2 separate regions of the Homo sapiens genome follow, and region 2 is linked to region 1. A link is an interaction called in ENCODE POLR2A ChIA-PET data of the cell type or tissue named here. Cell type or tissue: GM12878. All regions are shown on one strand.

The links. ChIA-PET counts read pairs that join two places held together with the same protein. Peaks named below come from ENCODE experiments on the same cell type or tissue, not always from the same donor. Only the 100,000 strongest peaks of a DNase experiment are listed, where the experiment ranks them.
Region 2: POLR2A ChIA-PET joins it to region 1 with 6 read pairs; 1 of 35 experiments calls an interaction of 5 or more read pairs at or near these places.

What each region holds. Positions count from the first base shown.
Region 1 is chr9:1,468,205-1,472,204 of GRCh38, forward strand. All of the region lies in intron 4 of LOC102723803 (a long non-coding RNA gene), which reads left to right. Among named protein-coding and RNA genes, the nearest start is that of DMRT2, 420 kb to the left of the region's middle. In GM12878, no CTCF peak of the experiment used is centred here; a DNase peak (open chromatin) is centred at 2,007; H3K27ac peaks cover 1,166 bases.
Region 2 is chr9:1,002,999-1,006,998 of GRCh38, forward strand. No RefSeq gene overlaps it. Among named protein-coding and RNA genes, the nearest start is that of DMRT3, 28 kb to the left of the region's middle. In GM12878, a CTCF peak has its summit at 2,270; a DNase peak (open chromatin) is centred at 2,143.

The DNA.
Region 1 (4,000 bases):
AATGCATTAAATAACCAAATCCAATAGTGGGTTTAATAAATATTATAATTTTAAAGAAGTGACAAGTGTTAATGGTATTTTGAAATATCTGAAACACATGTAACGTGATACGAAAATGTCTGTCACAGGTACTATCAATGCTACTATGATTTGCAGTCTTCCTTCATAGTTGAATGAAATACTAAATTTCAATTAGAGCTTAGCAAAAATGAGGATGTGATTTTTTTTTCCTCATTCAGGTTCACAGACCATCTGAATTCTTTCTTTCCACAGGTTTCCAGGCATCCTTAGACTTTCATATTAAGAAATTCTTTTCTAATGCTAACATAATTTAGACTCTCATAATTTTTTCATACTTGAAAAATAGTCTTAAATATATGAATAGATGAAATTATTTTTTCCTCTGTCCTTAAACAGTGATGAAATGAATCACTTTTCCTCTCATTATATTCAACTTCCAGTGATTGATTTGTAGATTACAGTATCAGTTTTAAGTGTCCTTATCTTGATACATTTAGATTATGAAAAGAAGAAAAGGCTAGGAGAAAATTTTGTTTTCAGTCTGAATTGCCTTAGGTAGGTTATGAATATGGGAAATAAGAGATGTGGCATTTGCTTGCACACAATGCCTTCTTTCTGGTTTCTTGGTGCTCACTAGCACTATATTGGGTGAATGAGAAATTCCCAAAGAGTTGTAGTTATGGCCTCTATAATTCCTAGTGGCATTAAACATTTCAACACAACAGAATTTGAAAATAATACATCAGTTATAATTTGCCTACCTGAAACCATTGAACTTTGTCAAGTAGAAAAATACCATATGTTCAAACAACTGACTCTACTGAAGCTGCAACTTTAGAGACAAACAGAAGGAAACGCAAGTCTGGGGGGCATAAGGTAAACCTTGGCAAAGTGACTTTTTTCTAGGATGAGAGCCTGGTAGACATTTAGATTGTTTTATAACTAGGATTCTCTGCAGGATGTGGGATAAAAAGAATTTTACTGCCTGTCCAATGAATCGAACCGGTTTTTTATTCATACATTTTTGAGGTTCACTTGAACTTGACTTTGTCCTCAAACTCCCGTGGCCACTCTGGCTTCCTGTTATTATCGGCCAATGAGTCCAAAATGTATCATTTTCTTCCTTGATTCCCAGATGGTCTGTATATGCTGTTCACTCTTATACTGCATGTTGGGCTTGCTCTGTCAATCAAAGATAGACTATTTCTTCCTAAAGCAGCCTGCTTGGGTGGTCAGTTGGCCTCCGGGTTTCTATATAATAATGTAAGATGAGAAATTACTCAACACATGCTGAGTTATACGAGGAACATTAATGGGACGCTTCCTGGGATAGAAAACGATGGCCCCTTTTTTGCCTTTGAGTTCTTTAAAGGTTCCACTGAAAACACTTTAATAAATGTAGGAGTCAGGCAATAAATGCCTCATTTTTAAATAAGCAACTCCATTGTGATTTAGACAGCAGACATCTCACAGTTCTTAGGCAAAAGTATCAACTTCCAGGAATTTGTTTTCAAGTATTCATTTACAATAGCAAGAATAAAATATGCTACTGGATGCCGGGTGCTGTGTATTGCAGTGGGTTTCTGCCAAAGCAATAATCATAACCTATTTGCCAATAAGGTTCCAAAATATATAATAGATTTCTAGGTAGTTTGGTGTGCAGTGAATATTTATAATTGGCAGTGTCTATGTCTATGGTGCAGAAGTCTGTGTAGTGTAAATAATAAAGTTAGTTACCAATGAATAAAGTAGCGCTCAACTCTAGGAGTGGCTGGTATCTTCTGCATTCGTGAGAGATCAGAGGAGATTAACAGAGACTTTCTGAAAACAAAGACAGGTATGACAGACTTTGAATTCACAAGTATTGCACTAGACTCTTCTATAGCAATATGTAAATTACCTGCCTGTGTCTCCTGGTGAGTAAGCATATTCTAAGAAGGCAGAAGTAGACTCATTTTTCATGAGAGAAATCTAGAAAAGAAACAAAGTCATGAGAAAGTAGAACTCCCTTGAGAATAAAAGAGAAGAAGGTGCAGAAATGGTGACTTCATAAAAAGATGAAACTAGCAAGCACTATGGAATGTCCCTTTATATCTGCATGCAAGAGTTTGGCCAATGTTGCAAGAGATGATATCTTCTGAGTTAGCAAACATAGTTTGTTGGAAGCATTTATATTTTAATTAAAATCTTGCATAACTTATATCAATTTCCTACTCTCAGTCTTCCATGTTGTTGTGTAGGTATTCTTTAGATTAGATTAACATTTAAATCAGTAGACTTTGAATAAAGCATATTACCTTCCAATCAATTGAAGGTCTTAAGAAAAAAACTAATTGAGCTCTCCCTGAGGAAGAAGAAATTCCAGTCTGGCAGCAGACTGGCTTCAGACTTCAGCTGCAACATCAGCTCTTCCTTGGATTTCCAGCCTACCTAACTACTCTGCAGATTTTGAACTTGCCAGCCTCCACAATCATGTGAGCCAATTCTTTGAAATAAATTGTTCTCTCTCTTTCTCTTTTTTGTCTCTGTCTCTTTCTCTCCCTCTCTTCACACACACACACACACACACACACACACACACACACACACACACAATTAGTTCTATATCTTCGGTGAACCATCACTACTATAGGTCCTTACCAGAGTCTCTTTCAAAACGATAGAGGTCTCCAACTCCAGAATACCCTCATGATATGTTTGGGGGACTGGACAAAAATTGGAAGTGCTGGTGAGCCCTTTTGTATTTGAGGCCTGAAATGGGAAGTGGCCCTAGCCCAGGACAAGCAGGTTAAGGCAGGTTCTATTCATTGGCAGAGGTCTCAGCACAAATGGAGCCTATGTTCCCACATCAGCTTTTGCCCAGGAAGTAACTGTGTATATAAATGGAGCTGGGAGCAGCTAGTGTGATGCCATCTCTCTATGCCACCTCCTATCTCTTATTATTGCTGTCATCTATTTACCAGTGGGTTATGCCACTGCAGCCCACCCTCAGTTCCCTGACAACTTTGGCTCCTCACCCTAAATCTATTGCCATTTTTTGTGACTTCAACATCTACAACAGATGACCCATCCAACACCTGGTTCTCATTCCCTTACTTCCTTATATCCAACAACATACTATTTATTTTCCACCCCACCACAGTCAAGTTTCATCTTGGACCTTATCATCACTGGTGACTGCTCCAATTCCAACATCTCAATTTCAAATTTCACTCACTCCATACACTTCTTTCAGCTGACTTGTTCTAATATCCCTCTTCTACAATTCTTTGACCAAGAAGACCCACAACTCCCTTGATCTATTGCTTTCTCACTCTCTGTCCATGTCTTCTTGTTTTGCCTGCCCCCATTCTTGTTCAATTTATCATCATCTGGTTCCCATTGTGCTAACACCATGGCAAATGCCTTCAACTATGTGGAGGAAAAATGCGTGCATCTCACTGAGCATTTGAACCTAGGGATTCCTAAAAGACTAGGCCCTCATAATTTTGAAGGGTAGTATATTCTTAGGAAAGGTGATGAGGTAGCAGGGGCACTTAAAGGCCTTCAGGGAATTGGTAACAGATTTATCAGCAAGTAAATTAAAAGTAAAAAGCATTTTTGTTAGTTTATTTTAGTTTATCGGGTTGGGGGCTCCTTGTAGATGGCAAGAATTAACCTTGACTTTCTGAATCCCCTCAACTGAAGTAACTTTATGCAGCCACCAGATCTGAAAATCCTTCCCTTGTTCTAAATGCAAACGAATAGAAAGATTTTTTAAAAAATAACATTTAGGCATTTTGTGGGACTTTTTGTTTCATATTGAGTAAAGACATATATCATCACAGTTACATTTGCTGGTGGCTGACTGCTCACTTCCAAAATCATCTACTCGTATTTATTCCAAGGGGTTGGTAGTTCAAATAATCTGTAAATTATCTGCTCATGTTGGTGAGCTAATAGCCACATATAACTATTTAAATTAAAAATAATTGAAATG
Region 2 (4,000 bases), 470 kb before region 1:
TTTTTTTTTTTTAGACAGAGTTTCGCTCTTGTCACCCAGGCTGGAGTGCAATGGCTCGATCTCTGCTCACTGCAACCTCTGCCTCCCAGGTTCAAGCAATTCTCCTGCCTCAGCCTCCCAAGGAGCTGGGATTATGAGCGCCCAACACCACACCCAGCTAATTTTTATACTTTTAGTAGAGATGGGGTTTCACCATGTTGGCCAGGCTGATCTCAAACTCCTGACCTCAGGTGACCCGCCTACCTCGGCCTCCCAAAGCGCTGGGATTACAGGTGTGAGCCATCATGCCGGCCACAGCTAACTTTTATTTTGTGTGCGTGTATCGACTCAACTTATCTTCACAGCAGCCCTAAAAGGTAGGTACGTTTTTTATTGCTCCTGTACTATTTTTTTTTAACAGGAACTGTTTCATAGATTTTAAAAACAGGCTCTGTCTTCACTTGAACAGATATATTTGAAAAATGAACTCGAGTCCACTGTGTGCTGTTTCAGTGATGCATTCTTGATACATGCATTTTCCCAGCAGAAGGCCCAGAATCACTAACACGCTGCTTCAGGGTCACACAGTTGCTGTGGGGAGCTGGATTTCCCCCTGAGAGTCACATCCGAGAGCCCATCTTGGGCTGACACTGGGGCCATTAGGCTCAGGGGCCCTGACATGCCCAGCCTCCAGAGTCTGCTCCTCAGGATTTCAGAGACCAGCTCATCAGGACAGTGAAGCCTGAGTGTAAGATGAAACTGGCCTTAATTTGACCAGCTATAGTAAGTTGGCTTTAATTGGATGTGAAATATTTTGCCCCTACAGGGAAATTTAACTGTGTTTTTTTTCTTTTTGCCATTTAGTGGCCCACGTTCCAGTGGGTACAATTTCCAACTCCCAGTCCCAGACTAGCCCCTAATTAAAATATGATGTTTTCTTTTCAAGCTTGGTTTGAAAGTCAACCGACAGTTTTTTGTTTTCTGTTGTTAGGAAATTGTTTTTATTTTTTGAAAAGGTCAGGGATTTACAGAGCTCCAAAGTAAAAAGACATAAAAAGGTTTACAGGGAAAATTCTCCCTCCTCCGAGCTACCTGAGTGCAACCAATGTTTAGTGTCTTGGGCATCCTTCCAGAAATATTTTATTTTTAATTTTCTTTTTACAAACAAGGCAGCGCTCTGTCACCCAGGCTAGAGTGCAGTGGTATGATCACGGCTCACTGCAGCCTTGACCTCCCCAGGCTCAAGTGATCCTCCTAATTTTAGCTTCACTAGTAGCTGGGACTATAGGCACACGCCACCATGCCCAGCTAATTTTTGTTCTATATTTTATGTTATTTTTTTGTAGAGACAGGATCCTACCATGTTGTCCAGGCTGGTTTTGAACTCCTGGACTTAAGTGATCCTCCTGCTTCAACCTCCCAAAGCGTTGGGATTACAGGCATAAGCCACTATGCGCAGCCCTTCCAGATATATTTTATGCACATGCAAGCATAAGTATTCTTTTTTCATTTTCTTTAAACATTATTTATAGTATACTATATACACAGTTGTTTTACCTTGCCTTTTTTTTTCTGTCCACTTACTATGTTTTGGAGATAGCTAAATATAATTATAAAGATAGTTTCTTCATTTAAAAATTTAAATTTAAATTAAAATTTTATTTAAAATAAAAATTTTAAAAATTACATAGTATTTGGCTGTTCCATAGTTTATTTAGCAGTCCCCTTCTGGTAAGTATGTTAAGTTTTGAAGTCATCTACTATTAAACGATTTAGTAATAAATAACTTTAGACCAATGTGATTTGAATTGGGAGCAAGTATAAGTTGCATGAATTGATGAAAGAGGAATTCCTGCAGCAAAGCGTACATGCATTGGTAATTTTACTAGATACTGCCAATTTGTCCCCTTATAGGTATTTTTCCAGTTTATACTCCCACCAATAAAGTACAAGAATGTCAGTTGCCCCACATCCCCAGTGAGTGTGTTTTCAGTTGTGATTTCCCACAACTTGAAAATCTCAGTATGCTTTCATTTGCATTCTCTTCTTATGAATGGAGGTGAGCTTTTCGTATGATGCCATCTGCATCAACAGCCATCTCTTTCTCGGAGTGCTGGAAGAACACTTGCCCTTGAACAGGTCTGTGACCCAAGCTCAAAGCTGGCAGAACCCATCGCAGCTTAACCACCAGGGTTTGTAGCTGAATGTCTTATGCAAGGAAGTGGTTGGTTTCTGCAGTGTGTTCTCATTAGAAATGCTTGGTCACTGAAACCAATCCTAACCAGGCTGATGGCGCCATCTATCTTTCTGAGATGGGTAAATGGAATGCAATGCAGTTTTACAAGCGGGATATTTGGGACCTGACATGGATGATTTCAGGGACCTGACCCTGATGATGAGCTCTGCCAGGGGCTGTGGATGCGTTCCATCAAAGCTGAAAATATCATCAACTTATTGAATTGTCTTTTGTCCTACTTGATGTCACTGAAGTGAGCATGTCTTTTTGATTTTTAAAAAATGTTTGGCCAGGTGTAGTGGCTCACGCCTGTAATCCGAGCACTTAGGAAGGTCGAGGCAGATGGATTGCTTGTGCCTAGGAGTTCCAGACTAGTCTGGACTACATGGAGAAACCCCGTCTCTACAAAACAATACACACAAAAAATTAGCCAGGTGTGGTGGCAAGAACCTGTAGTCCCAGCTACTTGGGAGGCTAAGGTGGGAGGATCACCTGAGCCCAGGGAGGTTGAAGCTGCAGTGAGCCGTGACTGCACCACTGCACTCTGGCCTGGGTGACGCAGTGAGACCCTGTCTCAAAAAACAAACAAAACAAAACTTTATTATTAAAAAAATAAAAGGCCCACATATATAGAGAATAGTGAAATGAACCCTAATCTACACATCACCAACATTAAGCAGTTACGAAGACTACACGACACTTGACCCATCCATCCCATTTCCTGTTTCTTCCTTTTGGATGAGGTAAGTAGTCTTTAAAGCAAATAATGTCATTTCACCCTTATGTACTTCAGTAAACATCTCTAAAAATGGGCATAGTCATATATAATTACAATGCCATGATCAGATCTGACAAAATTAAAAGTAATTCATTGGTATCATAAGACCGAGTTCATAAAAATCTCCGAGTTATCTCCAGCCTCGCTCCCCCTTTACCGTGGGTTTGTCTGATGGGGGTCCACACGCTGTATTTGGTTCTATGTTTCTTACGTCTCTTCATTTGCACAGTGGACGCCCCCTTTGTGAGGAAACGGAGTCCATTGCTCAGCAGAATCCTCTCCATTCTGAAACTGTGTGTTTGCTTCCTCGTGGAGTCACTTAATTTGTTCCTGGATCCCCCATGTTTCCTGTAGAGTGGAAGCAGATCTAGAGGCTTCTTTGATATGGGTTCAAATGTTTGAGGGAGATGTACTTCCCAGGAGATGCTGGTCCACTGCCTACTGCGTCACTTCCGAAAGGACACAGTGGGTCTTTTGTCCACCAGGCAAGATCAGTAGGGGTCAGTAACGTCAGCCAGACAACCCCTCCATTGCAAACTCCACTTTCCATCTTTTCTCTACAACCTTTCATTTGCTCACTATGTTGCTGGAATCAGTAATTTCAATTAGGGGTTGAAAAATGGGGATTTTCCTTTTTTTTTTTTTAATTTTTTTTTTGAGAGGAAGTCTCCCTCTGTTGCCCAGGCTGGAGTGCAGTGGCGCAATCTCGGCTCACTGCAACCTCCCGACTCCTGGGTTCAAGTGATTCTCCTGCCTCAGACTCCCGAGTGGAATTACAGGCACGCGCCACCACGCCCGGCTCATTTGTGTATTTTTAGTAGAGATGGCGTTTCGCCATGTTGGCCAGGCTGATCTTGAACTCCTGACCTCAGGTGATCCACCTGCCTTGGCCTCCCAAAGTGCTGGGATTATAGGCGTGAGCCACTGCACCCAGCGGGGATTTTCTAATTCTACCATTGCTTCCACATATTAGTTGGAGTTTTTTCTGTATATAAAGAAAACTAGAG